Regions from separate parts of the Homo sapiens genome. Here region 2 is linked to region 1. Evidence: read pairs that join two places in POLR2A ChIA-PET (ENCODE). Cell type or tissue: Panc1. All regions are shown on one strand. Links, peaks and the distances in the headings refer to the core of each region. The heading gives the core; the rest is flanking DNA.

Region 1 (7,569 bases), core at 2,556-5,055:
CTGGTTAACGAGATATTTTCTTCATTAGTTTCAGGCATGTGAGCTTAATGAAGCATTGGACCTTCCAAATTACAAGGAAAATAAAGATATAGCTTATGTGGTAGGTTCAAAGGAGTTAGTGAACAAACACAGTAGGGCCACAAATTATTGTTAAAGACATGAATGCATGAAAGTGTATCTATGTCCAAATGGACTCTCCGCAACCATACTGTTCCACCTGAAAATTAGTAGATAGAAATTCAGCAAATGCTTGGACAGGGGATACTCTCAGAAGTATTCTGACTAAATAGCATGGCTTCTTTTCATATCACTAAAGTAATTTCTTCTCAGATTGACTCTGGACTAAATCTTGTGATACCTACTTGTTCTGATTGTACTTAGCCACCTGCAAATAAGTTGGGGGCAGTGGTAAGAGGAGCTGTTGAATGATATTAAACATTTGTTGAATGCCTACTGAGGATAAAGCCCTGTGCTTTGTGCCAGGGAGATTCCAGAATAAATGAGGCACAGACCTACTCTCAGGAAGCTTTTGCAAACTAATGGAGAAAACACATCTGCAGGCAATGACTTATGGTATAAGAGGAAATGGGGCCAGGTACGGTGACTCACACCTGTAATCCCAGCACTTTGGGAGGCCGAGGTAGGTGGATCACTTGAGGTCAGGAGTTCAAGACCAGCCTGGCCAACGTGGCGAAACACTGTCTATACTAAAAATGCAAAAAAAAAAAAAAAAAAAAAAAAAAAATTAGCCAGGCTTGATGGTGTGCACCTGCAATCCCAGCTACTTGGGAGGCTGAGGCACAAGAATCACTTAAACCTGGGAGGTGGAGACTGTAGTGAGCCGAGATCCCACCACTGCACTCCAGCCTAGAAGACAGAGTGAGACTCTGTCAAAAAAAAAAAAGGAAATAAGATTGGTGTTGAATGGGAAATCTAAGCAGGATGGAATGGCAGGAGAGGACCCACTTGCCCAGCTCCAATAACACTTTTGACAGCCAAGACAATATTGCAGGGACACCCATTCCTCATGGTATCTGAAGTCCCATGAAGGCTTGAGTCTGGAGGCTGGTTCAGTCTTGACTTTAAGATAAGGGGATACAAGGAATGATTTTCATCTATCCCAAGCCAATAGTCCAGCCAAAAATCTAGGTCTGAGATGATGAGAAAAAGCAAGTCATCAACCATGTCAGCCATTTCATCATCATCGTCATCATCATCATCATCATCATCATCATCATCAAAAACAAAAGACGGACCTGTAACCGTCTTGTGTGCCTGGCTCTTGCCTTAGTTCAAAATATAGAAGTAAATTCTATGGCCAGTGAACAATGACCAAAATAGCTCTCATCACTCTTGTCTGCCACCAAGTAAGACGTGCCTTTTTCCTTCCACCATGATTTCGGGACTTCTTCAGCCACATGGAACTGTGAGCCCATTAAACCTCTTTTTCTTTAAAAATTACCCAGTCTTGAGTAATAAAATAGTGGTTTGTCCACAACATCAATGAACGATGCTGTTACTTGTTCCAAACACGTATCATTTAGGAGGTTTGGATAAACAACAACCTAAAATAAATAAGCACTAAGCAAACTCAGGGCTACATAATCCCTGTGGTGAGATAACTGACAATGGGTACCACTGGGACAGTTTACTGTTAAATCACCTCTATCTACATGTGCCCAAGCAGTGAGATACTTGGTTTTAATCCTAAAATATCATGGTGCACATTTACTCCTGCCTCCCAACTGGGCTCTAGCGTCACCCCCTCAGAGAAGCCCGCTTTTCTGTGCTTCCACTCTGCTTTTTTTCAGCATTTAGCAGAGCATCAGTAACCATCCATATCTGGGAACAATGATTGTAAGAAACAGAAACCCATTTGCATGAGCTTGAGGACAAGGAGCAAACCTTATCTCTAACAGGAAAACTCATGGGCACAAGAAACATATGAGAGGCCATGAGAGAATGGAAACTGCAGTTACAGAAACCAAAATTCCTCTTTCTTGCTCTCAGAATTCCATGGTCTTTTTTTTTTTTTTTTTTTTTTTTTGTGAGATGCAGTCTCACTCTGTCGCCCAGGCTGGAGTGCAGTGGTGCAATCTCAGCTCACTGCAAGCTCCACCTCTCGGGGTTCACACCATTCTCCCGCCTCAGCCTCCCAATTAGCTGAGGCTACAGGCACCCGCCACCACACCTGGCTAATTTTTGTATTTTTAGTAGAGATGGGGTTTCACCGTGTGAGCCAGGATGGTCTCGATCTCCTGACCTCGTGATCCGACCATCCTGGCCTCTCAAAGTGCTGGGATTACAGGCGTGAACCACCGCGCCCGGAAGCCCATGGTCTTTCTTATCAGCCCTGTGGACTTTCTTATCTCCGCTTCTCTTACTCACAACCAATTTTCCCTTTTTGCTGGTGGTCCATCATGGCAGCCAGCAGAACCCACCACCAGCTTATCAGTCAGTTACTGGATATCTTGGAGAGGGAGGGAGAGAGGGAGAGAGGGAGAGGGAGAGAGAGAGAGAGAATGACAATTGGGCTTCTGGCCAACCAATTGAGTATAGGGAGGGGAATACCACGGTACAAATATGGCGCCAAGACCTGTTTTCCAGCATGGCCAGTGAGTAGGCAAATTGAGGGAAGGTACCTGCAAACACAGCAGACATCTCAGAACATGCTCTCTGTTCTTAGTTCTCTCTCCTGCCTTCTCCTAGATTGTAAATATCACAAGACAATCTAGGATAGTACCTGGCTCAAAATATTTGAGAAAGAGAAAAAGGAAGGCATTGGATCAAACTGTGGACTTCATGGTTTCCTAAATTCACTCTGCAAATTTTTGGGTTTTTTTTTTTTGAGACAGAGTCTCGCTCTGCTGCCCAAGCTGGAGTGCAATGGCATAATCTTGGCTCACTGCAACCTCCACCTCCCATGTTCAAGCAAATCCCCTGCCTCAGCCTCCTGAGTAGCTGGGATTAAAGGCACGCACAGCTACACCAGTTAATTTTTGTATTTTTAGTAGAGACGGGGTTTCACCATGTTGGCCAGGCTGGTCTCGAACTCTTGACCTCGTGATCCACCCACCTCGGGTGCCCAAAGTGCTGGGATTACAGGTGTGAGCCATCACACCTGGCCAACTTTGCAAGTATTTAAGTGAATGAATGTCAGTCCCTGAGAATCAGAATTTCTTGTGATTTAACGGCATTAAATCTCCATTAGGTTTAATCCTGGTCAGCAGCTGTGGGGTGTCCTGGGTTTGGGATCAGTGGGATGAGGAAGAAGCAGGTTCTCCAAAGCACCACGCAGGGAGGGGAGGTGTTAACTAGGCCAAAGATGATGGGCGGGGTACCTGCCTGGGTTTCAAACAGCTTATGCCAGGCCTAAAACCCGACGCTGAGGAAGAAACTGTATTAAGCAAATTGATGACATAATGGAGGGAGTCAAAAAGTTTAATATTGCTAAGAAGATACAAATATTGATCATGCAATATGTTATGGTTATCACGCCATCTCCTGCTACACGCCAGGTTTCCTTTATGATGAGATACAAGAGATTTGTGGATCTGACCTAACCCTCCAAATTGTAAGGTCCCTGAGAGTGGGTTCATGACATTCATGTTTTATAAATGTGGCATAAAGGCTCATGCTGGCTGCCATGTGGCCCAATGCCAGTTTGATGCTGCATTCAAAGAACCATCATTCCAGCATGCAAGCATACTTAAAGGCAATTGAAATGTTTACCGCCGTCCCTCAAGACAAACACCAAAGAAAAATTATTATCAAAATGCATAGCAACATTTCTTAAAATCTTATTTTCCCATCTCTTTCTCTCTCTCTCTACCACATTCCCAGGAGTTTCCCAGGAGCAAAACTTTCATGAAGACCCAGGAGCAAAATGATTAATGACTTCACTCTATCTGATTCTGATTTAGTTGGTTTAGAGTGGTGTCCGGACATACGTATTTTTTAAAATCTTGCCGGGCACAGTGGCACACACCCGGTCTCAGCTACTCAGGAGGCTGAGGCAGAAGAATCACTTGAGCCCAGGATTTTCAGTCCAGTCTGGGCAACATAGCAAGACCCTGTCTCTGAAAAAAAAAAAAGCAAAAACAAATCTCTCTCAGGTGCAGTCAGGGTTGATAACTAGTTGATCAAATAATTGTGGTAGCCATCCTTCACAATGGACCTTAATATTCCCACCTCCTGGTGTTATTCGTTGTGGAATCTGTCTTAGCTAGTCCTCAATTGGGTCTGGTATCCAGGCCCCACCTTGAGAGGCTAGTCCCACCTCCTACCCCACACATGGTTTTACAATTACTTTCAAGACTGGCCTAAAAATCTAAAATGTATTTTTTTGACCTTGTTTCCAATGAAACAACTATTCTAAACATTCATTTAGGATGGTTAGGGAAATTTGAACACCGGCTAAATATTAGAAGATATTTGCTTCAAAATAACCCAGCTTGGTAATGAGATGATGGCGGCTGAGGCTGGTGATAGGCACAGAGGGCTTCATTATCAAAAAGAAACAAGTGGAAAAAACAGAATTTTTCCATAATAAAAATGTAAGGTAAACACGAAAATGTATTGAGTGCATAAAAAGAATTTATGGTCTCACAGGCATTAGCTTATAATTTGAACATCAAAAATAAAAGTGACGGCCAGGTGCAGTGGCTGATGCCTGTAATCCCAGCACTTTGGGAGACCGAGGTGGGTGGATCACTTGAGCCCAGGAATTTCAGACCAGCCTGAGCAACATAGTGAGACCCCCATCTCTAAAATAAATAAATATAAATAAAAGTGACTAGAATTGATTATAGAACATCAACTCGATTTGAGTCTATAAAGATTACTGGTGGAGGGGGGCAATGGGGAGAAGGAGAAAGAGAATATATTTGTGACCTAGATTATTTTCCTTAGTTTTGAGAGAATCTTCGGGTCTCCTGGGTCTTCTAGCCCAGTATTTATTTTTATTATTTATTTATTTATTTATTTATTTATTATTTTTTTAGATGGATTCTCACTCTGCCACCAGACTGGAGTGCACTGGTGCGATCTCGGGCCACTGCAGCTTCTGCCTCCCAGGTTCAATCTATTCTTCTGTCTCAGCCCCCCAAGTAGCTGGGACTACAGGTACCTGCCGCTTCACCCAGATAATTTGTTTTTTTTTTTTTTTTTTTGAGACAGAGTCTGGCTCTGTTGCCCAGGCTGGAGTGCAGTGGTGCAATCTCGGCTCACCGCAAGCTCCACCTCCCAGGTTCATGCCATTCTCCTCCCTCAGCCTCCCGAGTAGTTGGGACTACAGTCACCTGCCACCAAGCCCGGCTAATTTTTTTGTATTTTTAGTAGAGACAGGGTTTCACCGTGTTAGCCAGGATGGTCTCGATCTCCTGACCTCGTGATCTGCCCGCCTCAGCCTCCCAAAGTGCTGGGATTACAGGCATGAGCCACTGTGCCCGGCCGCACTCAGCTAATTTTTGTATTTTTTGTAGAGATGGTGTTTCACCATGTTGATCCAGGCTGGTCTCAAACTCCTGACCTTAGGTGATCCGCCCGCCTTGGCATCCCAAAATACAAGGATTACAGGCATGAGCCACCACACCCTGCCTATTTTCCTTAGTTTTCAGAGAACCTTTGTGTCCCCTGGGTGTTCTAGCCCAGTATATCTCAAACTTTGCTGCACTGAGGACCTTGTTGAAATGCAGGTTCTCATCGCGAGGCTCAGTGGGCCGGCAAATCTGCACTGGTTTAGGAAGCTCACCCTGAGTACCAAGCTTCAGTGAGGACCAGGCAGGCCCCTGCCTGCCAACGCCCTCTCAGCTGGGCTTAACTCTGGCTCTCTCCTGCCAGGGTTCCTCCCCTCAAAATAGGAGCTATTTTCAAAAGGTCTCTTGGAAAAAAAGCCCTGTTTTAAAATTGGGGTGTTCAGGATTGGCCATCTGCTCACCATGGGGTTTTAAGACCTTTGCCCAGACCCCTGCAACCAACTCAGAACTGACATCTTTACTTTTGAAGGCCCCACTCCACACCATATTAAATTCATTAAAATCAACCGCCATTACAGGCATCTCTCAGGCATCACGCCCTCAGAACGGAGTTGCAGCTGACCACTTGACAGTGTTGTAAAGCATTAAACAAGCATTCATTTCAGCCTTGCAGTTTGCACATTTAGAAGCCAATTGTCTTAGGTCTAAAGCATTCATGTCGAAACATTTTTATGGGCCCCAGACACTATGCTTTCCAGCCTTAATGGCCTCTGCAATGCTGGTTCCTACCGCCCCACCCCTGGGTTCTGGCCGGCTGGCCCACGCCACCTCACTGCTCCCCCATTCAAGTGTGCCTTCGATGTGTGGTTTCCAAACTCATCTACACTTTAGGGTCACCTGGGATTTTTTTTAAATCTTCCAAAACCCAGGCCACACCCAAGAACAATTAATCCTCAACCTCCGGAATGGGACATAGCATCAGTTTTTTGTTTTGTTTTTGAGACAGGGCTTCGCTCTGTTACCCAGGCTGGAGTACAGTGGCACAATCATAGCTCACGACAGCCTCCAACTCCTGGGCTCAAGAAACCCTCCCACTTCAACCTCCACGGTAGCTGGGATCACAGGCGGGCACCACAACGCCTGGCTAATTTTTAAATTTTTTATAGAGACATTATCTCCCTACGTTCTCCAGGCAGGTCTCAAACTCCTGGGCTCAAGCGATACTCCCGCCTCAGCCTCCCAAACTGCTGGGATTATAGGCATGAGCCACCATGCCTGGACATCAGCATCTGTATTTTTTGAAGCACAGACGAGTTTGGGATCTACCGCGCTAGACTGAGCTCGGTTTCCCAGCCCTGTCTGACCATAGGATTTGGCTGGGCTGCTTCTGAAAACAGAGCTCCCCAGGCTCCTTCCCAGGTAATTCTGATTCATTAGGTCTGGGGTGGGCCCCGGAATGTGCATTTTTTATGAGATCCCTCTGGGTGAATCAGGCTAAAGCCAGTTTGGGATCTGAGACCTTGGAGATCATTCCCCAGCTTCCCTCCTAACCCAGTTCCCAGCTTGGCCCACCTCACCCAGGCTGTGTCACATCTGACTTCGCAGATTACACCTGAGAGGGAAGCCCCAGCCATCACAATGCGAGAACATTTTCCAATGACGAGGAAATGCCAAATACATTTTAAAACTCATTCAGGATTAGCGTTCACCTTAAACTTGACAGACTCTGAGAATGGGCTGGCCACATGCTGTGCGCAACCCTTAGTGCTCTTCTGTGACTAATATTTGGATAATTGATTGTTGGAAGCTCAGGAAGCCTCTCTCAGAGGGTTGAAGTTAACTTCTTTATTTCTGAGGTAGGGAAGAAAATGAGGATGTTCTGCCTTTTGCTAGACTGAATACTGTCCTCCAAAAATTCACATTCACCAGGAATCCCAGAATGTGACCTTATTAGAAAATAGGGGCAGGGCATGGTGGCTCATGCTTGTAATCTTAGCACTTTGGGAGGCTGAGGCAGGAGGATCACTTGAGGTCAGGAGTTCGAGACCAGCCTGGCAAGCATGAAAAAACGCTGTCTCTACTAAAAACACAA
Region 2 (7,569 bases), core at 3,244-5,743, 160 kb before region 1:
CTGAAGCCAGGCTATGAACAAGAATTCTTTGTAAGAGCATAGGTCTGAATACAGCTTCCATATACACTGGAACCATGAGAGAGCCTTGACCAAGTGTGGGTCCTTTAGCATCATCGATAAAACTATCAGGCAGTTGCACTCATGAGGAATTTATGATTGGGCAGCTGCTTGGGAGGCCACCTAGAGCTCTCTGGCCTCCTGGAGAAAGCCCAAGCTTCTCACCAAGACCTCCCTGAGCTTCTGACGTGGGCCCAGCTACCCTCTCTCACTTCCTTTCACAAAATTCTCTCCATGTGCCAACTATGGGAGGCATCTTGCTGTTCTCCAAATATACCTCCCTGCTTTGGCGCATGCCCCCTCTCTGCTCAGAATGCCCTATATCTTCTCTGAAGTCTGTAACCTTCCTAGCTGAAGTCCAGATTCTCTCTTCTCTGTAAAGCCTCCCCTGGTCATCTAAGACAGAGGAAGGTGCTTCCTCCGCTGGGCACAATCAGTATAAACTCTCCTTTCTCACAGCACTTGTCGCAAATTGAGCTCATTTGTGCACATGGCTGTCTTCTCTATGACAAAGAGTCTGGTTTATTTCTCCTGCCTGTGCTTCCAGTGCCAGGAAACAGAACCTACTAAAAGAAAGTGTCAGTAAATAGGTATGAAGTCAGTGACAACAAAAAACCTACAACAACTGAATGACTAAGAAAGTGAATGAATTTTAAAAGTGAGTGAGACTGGGTGTGGTGGCTCATGATGACATCATGAAATGCTGTCATCTCAGCATTTTGGGAGGTTGAGGCCAGAGGATTGCTTGAGGCCAGGAGTTCGAGAACAGCCTGGGCAACACGGCAAGACCCTATCTCAACAAAAAGATAAAAAATTAGCTGAGTGTGGTGGTGCATGCCTGTAGTCCTAGCTAATAGGAAGGCTGAGGTGGGAGGATGGTTTGAGCCTGGGAAGTCGAGGCTTCAGTGAGCCATGATCACACCACTGCACTCCAGCCTGGGTGACAGAGCAAGACCTTGTCTCTAAAAAAAAGAAAAAAAATTTTAAAAAGTGAGTGAGTGGGCCGGGCACAGTGGCTCACACCTGTAATCCCAGCACTTTGGGAGGCCGAGGAGGGTGGATCACCTGAGGTCAGGAGTTCCGGACCAGCCCGGCCAACATGGTGAAACCCCGTCTCTACTAAAAATACAAAAATTAGCTGGGTGTAGTGGTGTGCCTGTAATCCCAGCGACTCAGGAGGCTGAGGTGGGAGAATTGCTTGAACCTGGGAGGCGGAGGCTGCAGTGAGCCAAGATCGCGCTGCTGCACTCTAGCCTAGGCAACAGAGCAAGACCCTATCTCAAAAAATAAATAAATAAATAGAGTGAATGAACAATAAATGAGGGAATAAACAAATATATAAATTAGTTATTAGCCACATTTAGGAAGAATTGAGCACCCAAAAGAATAATGACTGTAATGGATTATCATATTGAGTCCATAGTGATATTCAAAAAAGAGGAAAGGCCGGACGCGGTGGCTCATGCCTGTAATCCCAGCATTTTGGGAGGCCGAGGTGGGCAGATCACCAGAGGTCAGTAGTTTGAGACCATCCTGGCTAACATGGTGAAACCCCGTTTCCACTGAAAATACAAAAATTAGCCGGGCGTGGTGGTGCAGGCCTGTAATCCCAGCTACTCAAGAGGTTGAGGCAGGAGAATTGCTTGAACCTGGTAGGTGGAGGTTGCAGTGAACCGAGATCATGCCACTGCATTCCAGCCAGGGTGACGGAGCGAGACTCTGTCTCAAAAGAAAAAAAAAAAAAAGAAGAAGAAGAAAGTAGGTGAAAACACTTCTTCACAGAAGGATGCCAGTGAATAAATGTAGAAGAAATGACAGAGGCAGAAAATCATGATCTTGAAACCACCGTAATAACCAATTCAGGTAAAAATCATCTATGGATGCTAAATCCACTGGGTAAAAGGTTTTGAGGGAGCAGTGTTGTCACACAGTCTCAACATAGCTTCCTGTTACTAAAAGGGCTTCCCTGGTACCATTACAATGAAGACTTTGCTACAGCAATTGGCCTCACCAATAGGCCACACTGATATCATGCACCTTCTACTGTGATGCAGTAGAAAGTACACACAATCAACTAGGTCATGTTCTTGCCAAAACTGCTTAACTTGAATCTAATTATGATCAATAATTTATAGATAAATCCAATTTGATCTACACTCTTCATGCAAGACAAAGAGGTCGGGGTGTGTTCGAGATTAAAGGAGACTAAAGAGATAGCACAACAAAATGTAATGTGTGATCCTAGATTGGATATCAGATTTTTAAAACTAGAGAGACTTTTTTCCAGGCAATTGGGGAAATATCAATAAGGACTGTATAGTAAATAATATTAGGGTATGAGGCCGGGTGCGCTGGCTCATGCCTATAATCCCAGCACTTTGGGAGGCCGAGGCGGGTGGATCATGAGGTCAGGAGTTAAAGACTAGCCTGGCCAACATGGTGAAACCCCGTCTCTACTAAAAATACAAAAATTAGCTGGGCCTGGTGGCGGGTGCCTGTAATCCCAGCCACTCAGGAGGGTGAGGCAGGAGAATCACTTGAACCCGGGCGGTGGAGGTTGCAGTGAGCTGAGATCGCGCCACTGCACCCCAGCTGGGCGACAGAGTGAGACTGTGTCTCAAAAAAAAAAAAAAAATATATATGTATATATATATGTGTATACATATGTATGTATACGTATGTATGTATGTATACATATGTATACGTATGTATGTATACATATGTATACGTATGTATGTATACATATGTATACGTATGTATGTATACGTATGTATATATGTATACGTATGTATGTATACGTATGTATATATGTATACGTATGTATGTATGTATACATATGTATACGTGTGTGTATATATAATATGGATGTTAAATTTTTTGAGTGTGATAATACTTTTGTGGTTATGTTCTTAAAAGACATCCTGAACTGTTTAGGGATGAAGTGTCATTATATTTACAACTTCCTTTTAAATGTTTCAGGAAAAAAATAGAATAAAGGGAGCAACAGATGAAGCAAGTGTGGTAAAACATTAACGATTGGTGAAGCTGGGTGAAGGATATAGGGGTGTCCACTGTACTTTTCATAGGATTGACATTTTTCAAAATAACAAGTTTGAGGAGAAAATGGGTAAACGAATGAATGTATAAATGAACAAATGAATGAGTGACAGAGTGAATCAAAGAAGGAGTGAGCAAACAAGAGAATTAGTTGAGTGAATAAATGAGGGAGGGAGGGAAAAGGAGAGATCACTAGGGCTCCAAGCTGTAAGGTCCCAGGCTCTCTACCTCCCATCCTGCCTCTGCCCCTGCATACTTGCCCAGCCACTCTGTCTTCTGGTAGGGCACATAGATGTTGTTGAGGCCACAGAGGAAGGCGGTCAGGATGATCATGAGGATGAACATAAACCTGGCAGGGGGTGGGATGTGGGAGGGTCAGAGCAGGTCTCCACCTTGAGAGAAGTCAGGCTCCAGGAAGAGGGATGAAGGCCTCCCTGGCTCTCTGCTCAACAAGTATTCAATTTGGTTATTTATTTATTTATTTATTGAGACAGAGTCTTGCTCTGTCGGCCAGGCTGGAGTGCAGTGGCACGATCTCAGCTCACTGCAACCTCCGCTCCTGAGCTCAAGTGATTCTCCTGCCTCAGCCTCCCGAGTAGCTGGGATTACAGGTGTGTGCCACCATGCCGGGCTAATTTTTTTTGTATTTTTAGTAGAGACAGGGTTTCACCATGTTGGCCAGGCTGGTCTTGAACTCCTAACCTCAGGTAATCTGCCTGCCTCGGCCTCTCAAAGTGCTGGGATTACAGGCATGAGCCACCACGCCCGGCAGGTTATATATTTATTTATTTATTTTTGAGACGGAGTCTCGCTCTGTCAGCCAGACTGGAGTACAGTGGTGCCATCTTGGCTCACTGCAACCTCTCAATCTCAGGTTCTAGCAATTCTCTTGCCTCAGCCTCCCAAGTAGCTGGTACTACAGGTATGTGCCACCACACCCAGCTAATTTTTGTACTTTTGGTAGAGACTGGGTTTCACCATGTTGGCCGGGCTTGTCTCAAACTCCTGACCTCAAGTGATCCACCCGCCTTAGCCTCCCAAAGTGCTAGGATTACAGGCGTGAGCCACCGTGCCTGGCCAAATTTGGTTATTATTAAGAATGGAGGCCGGGCGCAGTGGCTCACGCCTGTAATCCCAGCACTTTGGGAGGCCGAGGAGGGCGGATCACAAGTCAGGAGATCGAGACCATCCTGGCTAACACGGTGAAACCCCGTCTCTACTAAAAACACACAAAATTAGCCGGGTGTGGTGGCTGGCGCCTGTAGTCCCAGCTACTCGGGAGGCTGAGGCAGGAGAATGGCGTGAACCCGGGAGGCAGAGCTTGCAGTGAGTCGAGATCACGCCACTGCACTCCAGCCTGGGCAACAGAGCGAGACTCCGTCTCAAAAAAAAAAAAAAAAAAAAAAAAGATTAATGGGTACTAAGTCCAAGCAGTCAAAGCTGAGGACAGAGCGGTCTCCCAGGGAGGGAATGAGATGCTGAGATTCTAAAGGAATGACACAGGGATAGCTGGGAGTCAGAATCCCACTGAACAGGAGTTATCACCAGAAGAGTCAGAGTCACATGTGAGAATGAGCTGGCCTGCCATGGGGAGGCCAGAAAATTCCTGGGGTGGGGTGGGAGGTTCTCCCTCCAGCTAAGCTGAGCTAAAGTTGTTAATATTAATAGATGCAGCTAAGGTTTTTCCCACCAAGGACACTCACTGTAGTCCTACCTCAGGCTGAGGATTCCCAGGGAGGCAGGCATTAACTATGGGGCCTGATTAGGTGAGAGGCCAGGATTTGCTGGACATGATTAGGTGATGAGCACCAAGAAGGCCAGTTAAGGTCAGGGGCTCAAAGAGCTGAGTGGAAGGGATCCAAAGGGACCCCTGAGTCCACTGCTTTTTCCTTAATGATGGGAAAACTGAGGCCCACAGAGGGGTCATGGAGACTGACAGAACTGGGACTGGAACTCCCAACCAAGGGCTTTTTCTGCTATCTATGGTTCCTAATCTTTTCTGGGGTCATGGCCTCTTTGAGAATTAGATGTAAGTTGTAGACCCTCTCTGCAGAAACATATACACTTACCCTCCAAATTTTGCCTGTAGTTTCAGGGGGTCAGAGGTCTTTGGAGCGCACGTCTCTGTAGGAACACAGGTCAAGGATTCCTGTGTTACCCAAGAGCTGGGGAGTTTTGGAAGGAAGTCAAGTGGAGTCTACAGAGAGGAGCGAGCTCAGAGCAGGGCCGGTACGCACCGGATCATGTCTTCAATCATCTTGCCAATGGAAATCTGCAGAGTGCCCAGCGACTCGTGGGCCGGCAGAATGTAGGCCAGGCGGGTGAAGCTGAGCATGCTGGTGGCAGTGAAGAGCACCTCAGCCAAGAACTGGGGATCCTCGGTGTGCCACTCGCTTCATTCTGCACGGGGTGGAATGGGGGCTGTGGCTGGGAGCCAAGAGCCAAGAAAGAAGAACTGGGGGATTCAGGGCTGAATTGAAGGGACACTCACCAGCCATGGTGAAATAGTGGCAGGCAGCCGCTTGGGAGGCGTCCCGGCAGTGCATGGGGGCAAGCCCAGCCAGGAGGAGGCGCAGTGCGAAGGCTGCCAGGTACAGGGACAGGACGACCATATCCAGGAAGTTCCACCAGTCCAGGAGGTAACTGCGCAGGCCCTCAATCCACACTTCCTTGCACTCAAACCACAGGAAGCCTGAAGCGGGGTGGCAGGGAGCCAGGACAGAATGGGACCGAACTTCTCCTTCTATGTCAGAGCTAGATTACGAGGCAGGGGTAACCTATGAATGGCAGTGAGGTGCTAAAACATTATGGGGTGAAGTCAATGACATGTAAACATGTAATCTACTCAGGAACAGGTGATCTTATGTGAACATAAAAAAGACGCCTTGCTGATGCAGACACTGCTGGTGTGACCTGAACCAATGATCCCAGTCAGCGGATACTCCGAATGTGAGTATCACCTGGGACAGGCTGTCTATTAGGAGGGAATGACTGAAATTTGTTTCTCTGTGCCCTCCATCAAGTAAATACTGGACAAATAACTGAAGAATATTGATTTGAGCCTGGGTGCGGTGGCTCACGCCTGTAATCCCAACACTTTGGGAGGCCAAGGCAGGAGGATTGCTTGAGCCCAGGAGTTTGAGACCAGCCTGGGCAACATGGTGAAACCCCATCTCTATTAAATTATTTTTAAAAATTAAAAAATACAGAGTATCGACTTGAAGGGGTTCCAAATTCTCAGGCTGCTCAGGGTGCCTGTGTTCCAGTGAGGCCCAGTACCAGACCTGGGGCTGGGGGTCTTGGGAGCTGGACCCCATAAGCTAGGTGGCCCTGCCACATTGCACCCTTCTCATTCCCTGGATACAATCACATGCTTTTCCACTCATGGTTTGTTCCCTGTGCCTAGAATGTCCTTCCACATCTTCTGGAAGCCCAGCTCACCTTTGTGGCCCAGGTCGCATGTTATCTTCTCCAAGTAGCCTTCCCTAAGCAGGTGGAGTGAATTTCTTGGGGTTTTGTGTTCTCACAGCTCATATCTCTGTGATCCCATCACTACAGGGCACTGCAGGATCTCTCTCCACAGGTCTGTCTCTACCCTGCCTCCCCCTGAACTTGGAGCCCCTCAAGGGCAGGGACTATGTCCACTCATCTCTGTCCCTGGTGCCCAGAACAAATTAAACAAATATGAAAAAGAATGTATATATATATATTTTGAGACAGAGTCTCGCTCTCTGGTCCCCAGGCTGGAGTGCAGTGGCCCGATCTCGGCTCACTGCAACCTCCGCCTCCTGGGTTCAAGCAATTCTCCTGCCTCAGCCTCCCGAGTAGCTGGGATTACAGGCACATGCCACCACTCCTGACTAATTTTTGTATTTTTTAGTAAAGACAGGGTTTTATCATGTTGGCCAGGTTGGTCTCGAACTCCTGACCTCAGGTGATACACCTGCCTCAGCCTCCCCAAGTCTTGGGATTACAGGCGTGAGCCACTGCGCCTGGCCTAAACAAACATTTAGTAAGCTCCTACCATGTGCCAGTGGGAACCTGTGGTGAATAAGACAGTCCCTGCCCTCCCAGGGCTTACAGTCTGTGAGGAGCATAGTGGGTAACCCAAGCGGGTCTCACACAATGTGGTAAATGCTAGGACTAAGGAGCAGGGGGACAGAGGGACTGTTATGGGTGTTTAGGGATGGACCCTCACCCTGATTTAGGGGCCAGGGAAAACTTCTCCAAAAGTGGCATTTAAGCTGAGACCTGAAGGAGGAGTGGGAGCCAGCCAGGTGAAGGGGCAGTGCAGGAAGAGGCAAGTGCTCCAGGAAATGTGAATGAGCAAAGGCCTAGACAAATGTGAATATCATGTGGTCGGGAACCTAAATCAGTCCTGTAGAGCAGGAATGCCCTGTGAGGGTAGGGTGCACGCTCAGTGAATGTGTGTTGGATGGATGGGGCCATGTTAAA

The links. Peaks named below come from ENCODE experiments on the same cell type or tissue, not always from the same donor. Only the 100,000 strongest peaks of a DNase experiment are listed, where the experiment ranks them.
Region 2: POLR2A ChIA-PET joins it to region 1 with 10 read pairs; 2 of 35 experiments call an interaction of 5 or more read pairs at or near these places.

Annotation. Positions count from the first base shown.
Region 1 is chr11:3,461,454-3,469,022 of GRCh38, reverse strand. It overlaps the pseudogene ENPP7P15. Among named protein-coding and RNA genes, the nearest start is that of ZNF195, 86 kb to the right of the region's middle. In Panc1, for the core only: no CTCF peak of the experiment used is centred there; no DNase peak of the experiment used is centred there.
Region 2 is chr11:3,624,617-3,632,185 of GRCh38, reverse strand. It overlaps the pseudogene TRPC2. Among named protein-coding and RNA genes, the nearest start is that of ART5, 14 kb to the left of the region's middle. In Panc1, for the core only: no CTCF peak of the experiment used is centred there; a DNase peak (open chromatin) is centred at 4,680.